Regions from separate parts of the Homo sapiens genome. Here all the other regions are linked to region 1. A link is an interaction called in ENCODE POLR2A ChIA-PET data of the cell type or tissue named here. Cell type or tissue: MCF 10A. All regions are shown on one strand.

Region 1 (5,000 bases):
TCCTCCCACAGATCATTCCAGACCAGGCTTTTCAGACCTTCACCAAGGACCTTTTGACCAGAACACAGACACCCCCAACCCCCAACTCCCTCAGGTAAGGGACCTCAAAAGCACATCACTCTAGCTCTCTGAGGTCCAATATAGAAAGCAAAAGTCCATCAAAGCATGTTTTGCTCCCTATGATACCAAGGCAAAGAAGAGGAGGGTAAATGGACAGAGGAATCCTAGATTACTGACAAATGCCATGCAGACCACCAGGATGGATTTATCGGATCTTATTTTATTCTGTACTAAGGCATCTGAGACCCAGGGCTATCTGAAGCTCTGGCTGTTTCCTAGAAGGTACTGGCTTTTACTCTTCCTGATGCCTTCCATCCATCTAGTTAGCTACTGCTTCCCCCATTCTTTCTGGTCTCATCAGGTGCTTTAGAGTGCTTAGAATAACACGTTTTGATTCCCAACTCCATCATTACCAGCTCTGTGACACTGGCCAATCTATTTACCTTTTCTATGCTTCTGTTTCTCTATCTGTAAAATACAAATATTAAGAGTACCTTTCTCAAAGTGTGTCAAGAGGAATCAACGAATTCAATGAGTTAATCTTCACAAAGCACTTAGAACAGTGCCTGACATATGGTGAGTGCTATATTGTTTGATTAAAATTAAATAATATAACTGGATTGTTTTTAACACAAAAAATAAATGCTTCAGGGAAGATATCCCATTTTACATTATGTGATTATTACACATTCCATGCCTGTACCAAAACATCTCATGTACCCCATAAATATATATGCCTACTATGTACCCACAAAAATTAAAATAAAAAAATTTTACTTAAATAATTTTCAAAGATGATTTCTTCTTCTTCATAGCCAGCTAGAGAACCTAATAGCACATCAGAGAAGGGTACCTTAAAAGAGCAGTTTAAAACTGACACAACTGTTGCAAAGTTTCTTTTGGGGCAATGGAAGTATTTCCAAATTAGATTGTGGCAATGGTGGCACCACTCTGTAAATCTACTAAAAATCATTCAAGGCCGGTTGCGGTGGCTCACGCCTGTAATCCCAGTACTTTAGGAGCCTAGGCGGGTGAATTCCTTGAGCTCAGGAGTTCAAGACCAGCCTGGGAAACATGGCAAAATCAAGTCTCTACAAAAAATACAAAAATTAGCCGGGCGTGATGGTGCATGCCTGTAGTCCCAGCTCCTGGGGAGGCTGAGATAGGAGGATGGCTTGAGGTGAGCCCGGAGGCAGAAGATGCAGTGAGCCAAGATGGTGTCATTACACTTCAGCTTGGGTGACAGTGCAAGACCCTGTCTCCCAAGGAAAACTCCCCCACAAAAAAATCATTTCGGTCTATACTTTAAAATGAGTGAATTTTATGGCATTTAAAGTATACCTCAATAAAGCCATTAACAAAAAAAGAATGAGACAACCATTTATCCAATGAATCAACTATTAAGTCACAAAATCCAGGATGCCAATCTATTCCTGGTCCCCCTTCAGGCAACAGCATGACAATGATGATCACGGGGCATCATGAACATATGTGATCTCTTCACATTGGGCATCCGTGACTTAAAGAATGGGCAAAACACAGAACGAGGGAATCCCTAGGAGGCTTTCAGCTTCTGGGAAGAATGTTTCACATACCCACAAAACAATTTAAGCCCTTTGTAACTAAGAAAACATGCCTCAACAGGCAAGTACTTTCCCTGAACTTCTTAAGCCTATTCCCCTAAACATGGGAGGCAGCAGGTTTGACCTAAAGAGCTCAGGCCCTGTCAGATTTACAAAGGTGATTAGATGATTTCAAATTCAGCCTGCATGGCCTAAAACAGTTTATTTTGACCTATCCACACCGGTTTCCTCATCAATAAACCTACCTAGCTTGAAGGCATTACTTAGGATTGGAGATAATAAACGTAAAATACCTAATGTTTGACACAGGGTAGGCATCAAACACAGTAGTGCAGTAATAGCAATTACTTCATAGTTAAATATAAACATAATAAAATGCACAGTGAGAGATCATCATGCAAAATAAGGGAACCAAACCTTTTCTCTACACTTACGCAATTTCTATAACATCACTCCCTGGTCATATCTCTCTGAGTGCACATGACTCAGTACAAAGGAAATGAGCTCCCGGGTAGCCAGTAATCAGTAACAGGAAAGGCACTGCTGCCAACAGAATTGAATCATCTCACATTTCTCGAAGTTCCTAGGTGAATTCAGTGTCCTCTGAGAAGGCTTTGGAGAAAGCCACATGAGGAGGATTTTGGGAGGCAGAATATACAACTCTCTACTCTTAGTCATGTCTGTGCATTTCACATAGTAAGTAGCCACTCCTATATTTCCCCCTTTGCAGAGCCTGTGGATGGAGATTTACATCTCACAATTGCACTTGAGTTTCCCCAGAGAGGTTAGCACTGATTTGTTGTCCCAACACGGTTGCATGTTATTAATTGTCCAGAAACAGAATGATATGGCAATGGTGCTTAGGTTGTACCTGTAACCCTAACACTGCTGCAAATATAGTAGGATAATTAATTTGTGGTTGGTTCAAATACCTCACATTACCGGCTTTGGGATAAAACAAATTACTGCCCACAGTAAGCCATGAATTTATTTTTCAAAGACTTGAAGTCATTCATTCCACTGACTTCCTCAGAGCCAAAGATACTGACAGAAGTGTTGTACCCACTGACAAGAAAATGCCTAAAGGGGAAATGAGTTGTTAGGGTGGCGGGGCTGGGCAGGGCGTTGTTTCATTTCAGTTTTACCATTTTACCTACTAATAACAATGCTTACACAGTATTATGTGTTTCCAAAATGTCCCCACATACAAGATGCGTTGGACGGTACCCTACAATCCTTGCAGAAAGGCAAGCAACCAACGCCAGACATCTCAGGCGAATAACAGGCAAATCTGAGTCCGAAACCCAGTTCTTCCTACTCCTAGTCTTTCCTGTGCTCAATTTCATGATGCTTCTACAACTGGGATTCAGAGTGGAACTCAGTCAAGGTTTTTCCACCAGTAGGTTTGTAATAACTTACAAAGGTACCGTCACAGAAGGCACCCCCTGCAACCTCATAGTGGAGGATAAAGTCCCTCAGGTCCATTCAAATCACTTTTCTCTTTGCTTTAGTCTGCAGATCTCCACATTAATCAGTTGGGATGACCTGGGAGGCAGCTCAGTGCTGCATCTATCTGGCAATTTTTGGAATGAGATGTCGCTGGTCAGCTCCTTCCTGAAACAGAGATGAGCTCACCATTGATACCCAATGCCCCAGTGCTGAGTACCATCCTTGTCACTTCTGCCTTGTAAGATAAGCAACAATTCTCGGAGAAAGACCTTATTAAAGCCAGTACTTTCAGATCATACTCAGAAACCGATGCTTCTTTCCAAAAACTTCAGGTTCAAAAAGCAGTTACTAGGAAAGGGGTGTGACTTTTTTTCCTACTGGCATTTTAAGTAATATTCAGCTTGTACTCTTAAAAATCACGTTTACAAATGAAACTCTACAGAAAACACTTTTTAACTCAGTTCTACCAACAGTTCCATTTGGCTTACAGGCATTCTCTGTATATTCTGAAAGTTTCTATAATTTGTGGTGACCAAATTCGTCTTTTCACAAGGCATTCATTTCTGTGTCACTACTCTCTTTTAAATACTCTGGTGTTTACTAACCATACCCTGTAATCTCTGTTAATGGGGTAGTTCAAGATTCCTTTTCAAAGGCTTTTTGCTTTAATTACTGCTTTAGCCTTTTGGTAAAACTCGGCTTTTAGCAAACTGGCCTGCAGGGGACAAGTTTTTAAATTATTCTCAAGCTTTCCCTATCCCTTTCCAAGTTTTTCCAAACTACTTAAAAACCTCTCAGCCTTGAGGGAAGGATGATAAATTGGATGATTTTGCTGTCTCTGATGCCTGGCATTAGTCTTGGTTTAATCCATTTTTGTCTCACCAGAAACTTGCCTGTTACAATCGGAGTCTCTCCCATATTCTGCAGCTTCCAGCAAGTGTATTCCCTGATAAAGCTCCCCCAGAGTTCCAAAACAGGTCACAGGGAGCCCAACAGTCCTCCTGGGGTGGTCTCAGGGGCGCCTAGACACAGTTTTGCCCTGTGTTTCTCCTTTCTGTAGTGAAGCCCACATTTGGATTCTTGGTTCAAATGCTTTTCTTCAGAAAACTGGTAACTTCAGGATGGATCCCAGAAAAAAGCTATTAAAATTAGTCATTTTAGATCTCAAAAATAAATTAATTTACTCCTCCTGAGGCTTGGTACCCTTTGACCATCACGTTACCATTTCCCCCAGCCCCTGGTAACCACTCATCTACTTTCTGCCTCTATGAATTCGATTGTTTTGATCCCACATATGTAAGAACATGTGGTGTCTTTCTGTGTTTCGCTTACTTCACTTAGCATGTTTTCTAATTCCACTCATGTTGTCGCAAATGACAGAATTTCTTCCTTTTTTGAGGGCTATTCCACAGCATGGTAAATACAATAATAGCATACTGTACATTTCGATATCACTAGGAGAAAATCTCAAATGTTATAAAAAAGTTAAATATTTGAGGTGAATAGGTTAGGTAGCTTGATTTAATCATTCCACATTGAGTTCAAACATCATTACATCACTTTGTACCCCCTTAAGTATTTGCAACTATAATTTGTCCATATATAATAAAAAACAAAAAAAGTCCTTTGAAAGGCAAAAAGAGAACATGACAAAATATTAACTGATCAAGGATGAAAAATAAGTACACTCTGTTTAAACATAGTTTTAAAAAACCTATGCATAAGTACAAATCAAAACCACAATGAGATGCTGTTTCATACCCATCAGAATGACTATTATTAAAAAAAAAAAAAAAGGAAAAGACACATATCCTTTGCAAGCATATAAGGATATGGAGGGCTCGGAACCCTCGTGCATTGCTAGGGTGCAGCAGACACCGTGGAAACAGTATGATGCTTCCTCACAAA
Region 2 (5,000 bases), 220 kb after region 1:
CAGGTGATCGGAATGAATTAGGGTGGAGCAGGTGATCGGAATGAATTAGGGTGGAGCAGGTGATCGGAATGAGTTAGGGTGGAGCAGGTGATCGAAAAAGGTTGCTTTATGAGGAAGTTAAGTTTAAAAGTAGAAGGCAAAGAATTGAACATACTGACATATTAACTCTTTGAAAAGAAATTTAGAACTCATATCTAACAACTGTTTCTCAAAATGTGGCCCAATTATTTTAATGCATTAAAATCTCCTGTGGTGTTGCTAAAAATGCACATTCCTAACCTTACCTCAGCCCTGCAATATCAAGACCCCGAATAGGAGGGGTAGAAGGGATGGGACCTTTCTACTTGAGTTTTGTCACATTCTTCTAGGTGAGTCTCACTCACATGAAGGAAAATAATTATATTAGATTCTCAGAAAGATTTCTTCAGTATCGAGATCATACAAGAAAGAAATGTCAAGCCATGAAAAAGACACAGCCAATCTCAGAAGGCTGTACATACTGCATGATTCCAATTATATGATATTCTGGAAAAGGCTAAACTGTAGAGGCAGCAAAAGATCAGTGGTTGTTGGCTGGGTGTGGTGGTTCACGCCTGTAATCCCAGCACTTTGGGAGGCTGAGGCGGGCAGATCATGAGGTCAGGAGATCGAACCATCCTGGCTAACATGGTGAAACTCCGTCTCTACTAAAAATACAAAAAAATAGCTGGGCATGGTGGCAGGCGCCTGTAGTTCCAGCTACTTGGGAGGCTGAGACAGGAGAATGGCATGAACCCGGGAGGCGGAGCTTGCAGTGAGCCGAGATCACGCCACTGCACTCCAGCCTGGGCGACAGAGTGAGATTCCGTCTCAAAAAAAAGATCAGTGGTTGTCAGGGGTTGGTGGAGGAAGGGATGAATAGGTGGAATACAGAAGATTTTTACAGCCACGAAAACATTTTATATGATATTACACAGAGTACACTACATGGTGGATCCATGCCATTATACGTTTGTCCAAACCCACAGAGTGTGCAACACCAAGAGTGCACTGTAATGTCAACTATGGACTTTGGATGATAATGATGTGTTCATGTAAGTTCATCAGTTGTAAAAAATGTATCACTCTGGTGGGATATTTTGATAGTTGGGAGTTTGTGTGTGTGATGGCAGGAGGTATATGGGAAATCTCTGACCTTCTGTTCAATTTTGCCATGAACCTAGAACTAGTCTAAAAAATGTCTTTTTAAAAAATCACGGTAAAATGATTTAGTAAGTTCTGAAGGTGTTTTTCTTTTTATTTAATACATTTACTATATGCCTCCAAAGTTCAGAACATTATGCTAGGTGCTGAGGAAATAAAAAGATGACTAATATGGAGGTTTCTGTACTCAAAGTGATTCTGTTCTGCTAAGGGAAGAGTAGAGTGCCCAGAATGGCTTGATTAAGAAAAAAAATAAAGTACTCAAGGTTCTAACTGCAGTTATGACTTGGAATGAATTTAAAACCCCCACCTCATATCTAATGAGTTTCTCAAGAGATCCAGATTCCAAAAATGTTAATGAGTGACCACATTATAGATCCATCTCAGAGATAGCTATAAAAGCTGAGACCAAAAAAAGGAATTCCGAAAGATATTTTAAAACAGAATTTTCAGTGTCTTAGTTGGGTTCCTAGAAGCGGAGCTTAGACAGGAATTCATGTGCAAGTGATTTACTGAGAGAGTGCTTTCCTGAGACATTGTAAGGGAGTGAGGGAAGGGGAAGAAGCGAGTCAAAGGTGTGGTTTCAGGAGATGTCTAGGCTCAGCTTCAGCCTGCGTAGGTACAGAGAGCGCCAGAGCATGGAGCAAGTAGAGCACTTCACACAGAGGTTTTCCTGCCTGGAGGCAAGAGGGCTGGGCTAGTATACACTCGCACAGTGACTCATTGGCCATGGGCCACCACCAGCCGCCTTCCAGGCTTTCTAATCATATCCTGTCAGCCAAGGGTAACGCCCCTCACTCCCTCAAAGGGTGCAGCTGTGAGTCAGGAGCAGCCAGTACTCACAGTGGCTGGGGTTGGGTGCACTGCCCAGTAAGGGGATCAGGGAGGACACTGAAGGCATCTGTCACATAAAGAAATGAACTGTCACATAAAGTTCAATGAAAAGGTTCTTCATTGCCTTTCCAGTTTTAACTGTTCTTATTCCTTTTTATCAGCTGTTTTCATAATTTTAGTCTCAGGAATTATCTTCGTTTCTAAGAATTATTGAGGCCCCCAGAGAGCTTTCTTTTATGTTGATTTCATCTGTTGATATTTACCATAATTGAAATTAAAACTGAGAAACACTGAAAAGATTGATTCATTTAAAAATCAGCGGTGTCTGAAATGATTCATCCTCTATGCTGGACACTCTTCTGTCCAGGCTCTGCAGTCAGGCTGTGCGGCTTCAAATCTTAGTTTCATCCCTTACTTGCTATCTTCCGTTAGCATCTTTGTGCTTTATTATCTTCATCTTTAAAATGCACTTTGTAAAAGTTAATTATTAGATTGTTGAGAAGATAATGAGATAATCCACACCAAGTGCCTGACACATAGTAAGCACTTCACAAATTTCAGCAAATACTAGCTAATATTTTCATTCCCTCACTATACCTTTCATTAAGACCTCAATTACCTTGTGTCTACAGAGTTCCATCAGTTTCCTGCCTGGCTTCTCCAGTTTCTCACCATGTCTCCCTCCATCAAAACATAGTAAACAGACTCATACACATACTTTTTCAAATGATTCCACACATATATACATATATACTAGAGTTTTTGTCCTAAAAAGTTTTTTCATCATATTATCTCTCTGCTCAAAGTCATTATTTCCATGATTTAAAACAAAAATCCCTATGTTAGCTTGCAATTCAAGTGGTTTCACAGCTTGGCTCTTCCTAGTCTTTCCAGTTGTGACTGTTGTTATTCCTTTGTATCAATTGCTCTCATAATTTTGCTCTCAGAACTTCTCTTTGTTTGTAAGAATTATTGAGGCCCCCAAAGGGCTTTCTTTTACATTGATCATATCTGTTGATATGTACCATATTTGAAATTAAAACTGAGAAACGTTGAAAAGATTGATTCATTCAAAAATAAACATATTACATATTATCATGAACACCATAGGTTTTATTAAAAAATAAAGATGTTTTCCAAATTCAACAAATTTCACGAAAAGAGCATCACTTTCACATTCGCAAATCTCTTTAATATTTGGCTTAATAAAATACAGCTGCATTCTCATATCTGCTTCTGCATTCAATATGTTACAAACATGTTGTTTTGGTTCAAGTATATGAAGAAAATCTGGCCTCTCACAGATAAGTAGTTGGAACAGGGAGAGAAGTAGTTTAAATCTTTATGGTTAGCTATAGATATTTTTCTACGATACAACACTAATATTCAAAAAATGGTAGTTTCTCAAAGGTTAGCTGCAATGAGGAATCTGTAACCGTATCAATGGTCTTTCCATGCTCTGTTATATTAAAATCCGTTTGGCTATTTTGCATTGTGTGAGGATACTTGTGCATGATTTTGATCTTACAGACTCCCTGACGGGTCTCAGGCATCCCAGGGTTCCTCAGACTGCATTTCAAGAACCACTGCTCTATACGAACTCTCTGTACTTCTCGTTCTAAAATGTACCTGGGATTTTGTTTTTATTCAGGTATGGTGAGGTCAACAGGTCAGGCAGGAGACAATTGTCACTGAAAAAGATAATTTGTTATTCACAGCTCTCAAGAGAAGGGGGCACTCCATTCCATGCAGAGCCACATGGGGAAGCCACCAGGGTCAGTTAGGCAGCAGAAGATGCAAGGAGGAGGCATGGGCAAAAGCCTTTATTGTGGTTTTCATGTGAAGGAATGCGCAAGGCAGGATAAGGAGCTAGGCAGGCTTAGGATTGGATAGCTTGAATAATTTGGGCGGGCTCTGGACTATAGGGGTGGTCTCTAGTTGTCCAGTACCTGGCCCTAGGGTGGCTGAGGTCAGGAGGACACTGCAGGAGTCTGATGGAAGGAGGAGCTGGGGGTGTGGTTGGTTTGTATATCAAAGGCATTCTCAAAGCCAAGTTGTTTGCTATCTCTAGGAATTTGCTATCCCTGAGAGGGGCAGTCCCTCCCTGAATCCACAAAACCCCAATATGTCAAAGCCTCACAAAATATAGAAAATGAAAGACATGATTAATACACCTCTCAGGTTGGTTTAATTACTTTCCCATAATATACCAGATATATTTTTTTTTCACTTTTTTTAAAATTATACTTTAAGTTCTGGGATACATGCGCAGAACGTGCAGGTTTGATACATAAGTATACACATCCCATGATGGTTTGCTGCACCCATCAACCTGTCATCTACATTAGGTATTTCTCCTAATGCTATCCCTTCCCTAGACCCCCACCTCACAACATGCCCCGGTGTGTGATATTCCCCTCCCTGTGTCCATGTGTTCTCATTGTTCAACTCCCACTTATGAGTGAGAACATGCAGTGTTTGGTTTTCTGTTCCTGTGTTAGTTTGCTGAAAATGATGGTCTCCAGCTTCATCCATGTCCCTGCAAAGGACATGAACTCATCCTTTTTCATGGCTGCATAGTATTTCATGGTGTATGTGTGCCACATTTTCTTTATCCAGTCTATGATTGATGGGCATTTGGATTGGTTCCAAGTCTTTGCTATTGTGAAGAGTGCTGCAATAAACATATGTGTGCATGTGTCTTTATAGAATGATTTATAATCCTTTGGGTATATACCCAGTAATGGAATTGCTGGGTCAAATGGTATTTGTGGTTCTAGATCCTTGAGGAATTGCCACACTGTGTTCCACAATGGTTGAACTAATTTACACTCCCACCAACAGTGTAAAAGCATTCCTATTTCTCCACATCCTCTCCAGCATCTGTTGTTTCCTGACTTTTTAATGATGGACATTCTAACTGGCATGAGATGGTGTCTCATTGTGGTTTTGTTTGCATTTCTCTAATGACCAGTGATGATGAG
Region 3 (5,000 bases), 250 kb after region 1:
TAGTTCTGTTTGTTTCTGCTGTCTTTTATTGTAAAGAAAATGTGGGTTTTCACTTAGTGATATTTGTCATTCTCCCTTAATTTTATTTTTCTTAAGAAAGGCTTCAGGGCTGAGTGTGGTGGCTCACACCTGTAGTAAAGAAAAGAAACCCTTCTCCACCCTGAGGTTATACAGATATTTTCATATTTTCTTCTGCAAGTTTTACTAAACTTTTGATTTTCACATTTAGGTCTTTGATCCACCAGGAATTAATTTTTGTATAAGGTCTGCGGAGGAATTGAATTGGATAACCAGTTGACAATAGACAATAATCAATTGTCTAATCACTGTGGATTGAATTGTCTGTTTTTTCCCCACTGTTTTATAATTGTCTTAGCTATTTTGGGCATTTCAAATGGATTATATGACAGATTGGTTAAAATCATTATACAAGGGAATTTCTTGTAGGTTTTTAGGATGTAAGAGAAAAGACATTATAATTTTATTTTTGTTTCACATCAGCTGATATTGATGGTTTAAAATATATTTTTATTCCTTAATAACATTTAATGATAAGCTTATGTATAATTTGTAAGTAAGTCAAGAAGAGAATGATTTTCTGCCAGTGAATATACAACATAATACTATAGCAGTGTAGTTAGGTGGATGTGTCTCTAGCATGGCTTTTGTTTAAATAAAGGACCTCAGAGGTGTTGCGTGTAATAGGCCTTGTGGCTGGGCGCGGTGGCTCATGCCTATAATCCCAGCACTTTGGGAGGTCGAGGTGGGCGGATTACAAGGTCAGGAGTTCGAGACCAGCCTGACCAACATGGTGACACCCCATCTTTACTAAAAATACAAAAATTAGCCGGACATGTGGTGCATGCCTGTAGTCCCAGCTACTCGGGAGGCTGAGGCAGGAGAATCACTTGAACCCGGGAGGCAGAGGTTGCAGTGAGCCAAGATCGCGCCACTGCACTCCAGCCCGGACGACAGAGCGAGACTCCATCTCAAAAGAAAAAAAAAATAGGCCTTGTATATAAGTATGTAGGGTAGGATATCAAACTCTGGTTACTTGACAAGTGATGGTTCTAACCACCTATTACCCAGGTATCAAAATGAAACTTAAGGATATATCATTTCTTTATCTCTTGTTATTTTTTTCCTCCTTGGTTGTCTATTGTCCTTTAATCTGACCACTTTTCTTCTCCCCCTTCCTTGATTTTTCATTTTGTCTTAAGTTAAAAAGCTTTTATTTTATTTTATTTTTTCTTCTTTTTTGAGACACAGCCTCACTCAGTCGCCCAGGCTGAAGTGCAGTGGTACAATCTCAGCTCACTGCAGCCTCTGTCTCCTGGGTTCAAGCAATTCTCCTACCTCAGCCTCCTGAGTAGCTGGGATTACAGGCACCCACCACCATGCCTGGCTAATTTTTAATTATTTATTTATTTATTTTTTTCTAGAAATGAGGTTTCACCATGTTGTCCAGGCTGGTCTTGGACTCCTGACCTCAAGTGATTCACCTGCCTCGGCCTCCCAAAGTGCTGGGATTATAGGAGTGAGCCACCATGCCTGGCCTAAGTTACAAAGTCTTTAAAAGTGTTTTTGCTTACAGTCTTTTTCCTGTTATAAAAATATCAGCTAATTGGCAATATTTGTCCAACACCATGGGTGAGAAGGATATTAGTTCCTGAGGCATTTTGGTATTGTTGAAACATTCTTTTCCCTCATCCTTTGTTTTTTAGGATTAAGTTTCACATTGACTTATTGGCATCTGCTATCTTTTTTGGTGTAGTAAGTGTTGCTCCCAGCTTTTAGACTTCCTTTAGCGTTATTTTCTTAATGGGTCTGTGGCTGCTATGCTTAAAGGACAAGCACCTCTCTGTCCCTATAGCACCTTGTGGAACATTTACAGTTCTTCACCATGGAGACCTGTTATGGCGATCTCTGTTGCATTCAGGGAGGCCTTTCTTTAGTTTCCTCCAGTTAAGAAATGTTGAAAATGAAGTGTCTTGTGAAGTAGTTCCAGTTCTTACTGACTTTTAATGCAAGCTCAGAACTGTGTTTAATCTCATATTTAAAAAAAGCATGAAGGGAAATGATGAAGGATTTAAAAAATTTTATTATGTACAGTCTCCCTCATATTTAGTGTAATTTTTAAATGATAGCAGTTGGATGAAAAATCTGTTATTCAGTGAAATTGTTATTGTATCTGAAAACTCGCAAACTATTTTCTTGGTCGGTAAACGTACCCTTAGTAAGCACTTGCTTATTTTCATTTGCAATATGAGAATTGTAGTGACTCAGAATTTTACTTCTCATTTGTACTAAAAGTTTTTTTTATTCTTATCTGGAGCAGCAGCTTTTACTTTCATTTGTCATGGGATGAATTATCTTAACCTTCTCTTCTAAAAAAAGATCTGCTTAAAGAAATCTAGCATGTGCAGTGTTTTGGTTTGTCCCCAGCAGTACTAAGTCCTTGAGGTGGAGGGTTGAAGGGGAAGAACTTTTTTTTTTTCAAACATTAATACCTTATTAGGTTCTCTTAAGTTACCTGATAATGAATAAACCTTTATATTTAATGGAGAGATTGAACCTAAGAAGGTCATTGTGGCAGATATCTGGGAATGGCCATTGTCCCCTGAAAATTATTGACATTCTGAAGTGGCCACCTGCTTATAGGTGTTAAGAATAGGCTGTGTATATATGTATGTAGGGTAGGATATCAAACTCTGGTTACTTGACAACTATCAGTTCTAACCATCTATCACCCAGATATCAAAATAAAACTTAAGGATATATCATTTCTTTATCTCTTGTTATTTTTTTCCTCCTTGGTTGTTTTTTGTCTCTGAATCTGACCACTCCTCTTCTTCCCCTGCCTTGATTTTTCATTTTGTCATATTACTCCAGTTTTATGTCAGAAATTTGTCACTACATGATGATGTAGTCTTAAAATTTTTAGCTATTCTAGTGGGTATGTCATTGTGGGCTTTGTCGTTGTTGTTGTTGTTTTTGAGACAGAGCCTTGCTCTGCCCCCCAGCCTGGAATGCAGTGGCGTGATCTGGGCTCACTGCACCCTCCACCTCCCAGGTTCAATCTGGGACTACAGATGTGCACCACCATGCCTGGCTAGTTTTTGTATTTTCAGTAGAGACAGAGTTTCGCTGTGTTGGCCAGGCTGGTCTGCAACTCCTGGCCTTATGTAATCCGCCCGCCTTGACCTCCCGCAGTGCTGGAGTTACAGGCATAAGCCACTGTGCCCGGCCTTCATTGTAGTTTTAATGTGCATTTACTTGATAACTCTTGATTTTGGGCACGTTTAAATATATTTATTTGCTAAATGAATGTTCTCTTTTTCAAAGTACTACTTGTTTAAATATTTTGTCCATTTTTCTTTTCACTTAATTTTCACAACTCTTTTAAGCACGGCAGCTATTTTAATCTCCATTTGACAAATGAGAACATGGATTTGGGTTTGAGTCAGAATGGAGGTGAACTACTCCAAAGCTTATAAGCTAGTAAGAAAGCTTCAGAGATGGATGTAGGCAAGGCAGGTCCTCGTTGTTTTATTGGTGATGTGTATCCCGCGCCACCCCCCTGAAGCCTGACAGTACTCCACAGGTGCATACGGAGTGTGCATAATGGTTTTCTCAGTCTGCAGAGGTAATGTAATCATCTGCCTGGCCTGTTTGCTTTTGATTCTCTATCTGTAACTTTTTGGCATGTTAGTGGCTGCCTTGGAGACTTTTTTTTTTTGAGACAGAGTCTCGTTCTGTTGCCCAGGCTGGAGTGCAGTGGCGCTATCTCGGCTCACTGCAACCTCTGCCTCCTGGGTTCAAGCAATTCTCCTGCCACAGCCTCCTGAGGAGTTGGGACTACAGGTGCATGCCACCATGCCCAGATAATTTTTTGTATTTTTTTTTTTAATAGAGACGAGGTTTCGCTGTGTTAGCCAGGCTCGTCTTGATCTCCTGACCTCATGATCTGCCCGCCTCGGCCTCCCAAAGTGCTGGGATTGCAGGCATGAGCCACCGCGCCCGACCGACTCATTTTTCCTTTATCCCAGCCACTAGAAAATGTCTAGCACATTATGCTTCCTAATAGGCCTATTACAATGGAAATTATAACATGTATGCTTCTGCCCTGTCTCCTGAGTAAGGGTGTGTGTAAATGAGTGTGCTCGTTTTGTGGAGTTAGGGGGACGTGGTTCTCACCTAACAGGATTACAGAGGGTATTTTGGAAATATCAGCCAAGAAGAAAGTGAACTTGTAGGAAAATAAAGGCTGGCCCCAGGATTTTTGCCTTTTTAATAGATGGTTTAAAATATTAAAGGACAGTAAAAGGTAATTTTTATGTGTTTTTCCCCCTTCTTTTCGTCCTGGCTCCCCTTATGCTCAATTCTCTCAACTCCTCCTAGTCGCCCCAGAAATGTTGGTGGTGACATGAGAAATGAATAGAATGGCAATGACTGATCTGTATTCCATCAGAGGAAGCAGCTCTTAAATATATTGTATTATTATATGGTTTAGTAAATGGAGTTAATCAGCTGGGCGCAGTGGCTCACGCTTTTAATCCCAGCAGTTTGGGAGGCCAAGGTGGGCAGATCACCTGAGGTCGGGAATTTGAGACCAGCCTGACCAACATGGAAAAACCCTGTCCCTACTAAAAATACAAAATTAGCCCGGCGTGGTGGCGCATGCCTGTAATCCCGGCTACTCAAGAGGCTGAGGCAGGAGAGTCGTTTGAACTCGGGAGGCAGAGGTTTGCATTGAGCCAAGATCGTGCCATTGCACTCCAGCCTGGGCAACAAGAGTGAAACTGCATCTCAAAAAAAAAAAAAAAAAGTTAATCATGGCATTCTGCCTGATTCTTTGCTTGTAAACGAGAGTTGAATTTGCATGTTTCCTATTCAGTGTGTTTAAGATATGTATTATCGGGGAACCCACCTCCAATATTTCAACATAGGTTCTATTTTTCCTAAGTGTCGGCCAGTCTGAGAAATAGAGAGAAAGAGTA

What was found. ChIA-PET counts read pairs that join two places held together with the same protein. Peaks named below come from ENCODE experiments on the same cell type or tissue, not always from the same donor. Only the 100,000 strongest peaks of a DNase experiment are listed, where the experiment ranks them.
Region 2: POLR2A ChIA-PET joins it to region 1 with 7 read pairs; 2 of 35 experiments call an interaction of 5 or more read pairs at or near these places.
Region 3: POLR2A ChIA-PET joins it to region 1 with 7 read pairs; 3 of 35 experiments call an interaction of 5 or more read pairs at or near these places.

What each region holds. Positions count from the first base shown.
Region 1 is chr2:152,418,865-152,423,864 of GRCh38, reverse strand. All of the region lies in intron 1 of FMNL2 (formin like 2), which reads right to left. Among named protein-coding and RNA genes, the nearest start is that of FMNL2, 86 kb to the right of the region's middle. RefSeq lists an enhancer at 1-192. In MCF 10A, no CTCF peak of the experiment used is centred here; DNase peaks (open chromatin) are centred at 1,694 and 2,174.
Region 2 is chr2:152,197,677-152,202,676 of GRCh38, reverse strand. No RefSeq gene overlaps it. Among named protein-coding and RNA genes, the nearest start is that of STAM2, 24 kb to the right of the region's middle. In MCF 10A, no CTCF peak of the experiment used is centred here; a DNase peak (open chromatin) is centred at 1,906.
Region 3 is chr2:152,164,170-152,169,169 of GRCh38, reverse strand. All of the region lies in intron 1 of STAM2 (signal transducing adaptor molecule 2), which reads left to right. Among named protein-coding and RNA genes, the nearest start is that of STAM2, 9.1 kb to the left of the region's middle. In MCF 10A, no CTCF peak of the experiment used is centred here; no DNase peak of the experiment used is centred here.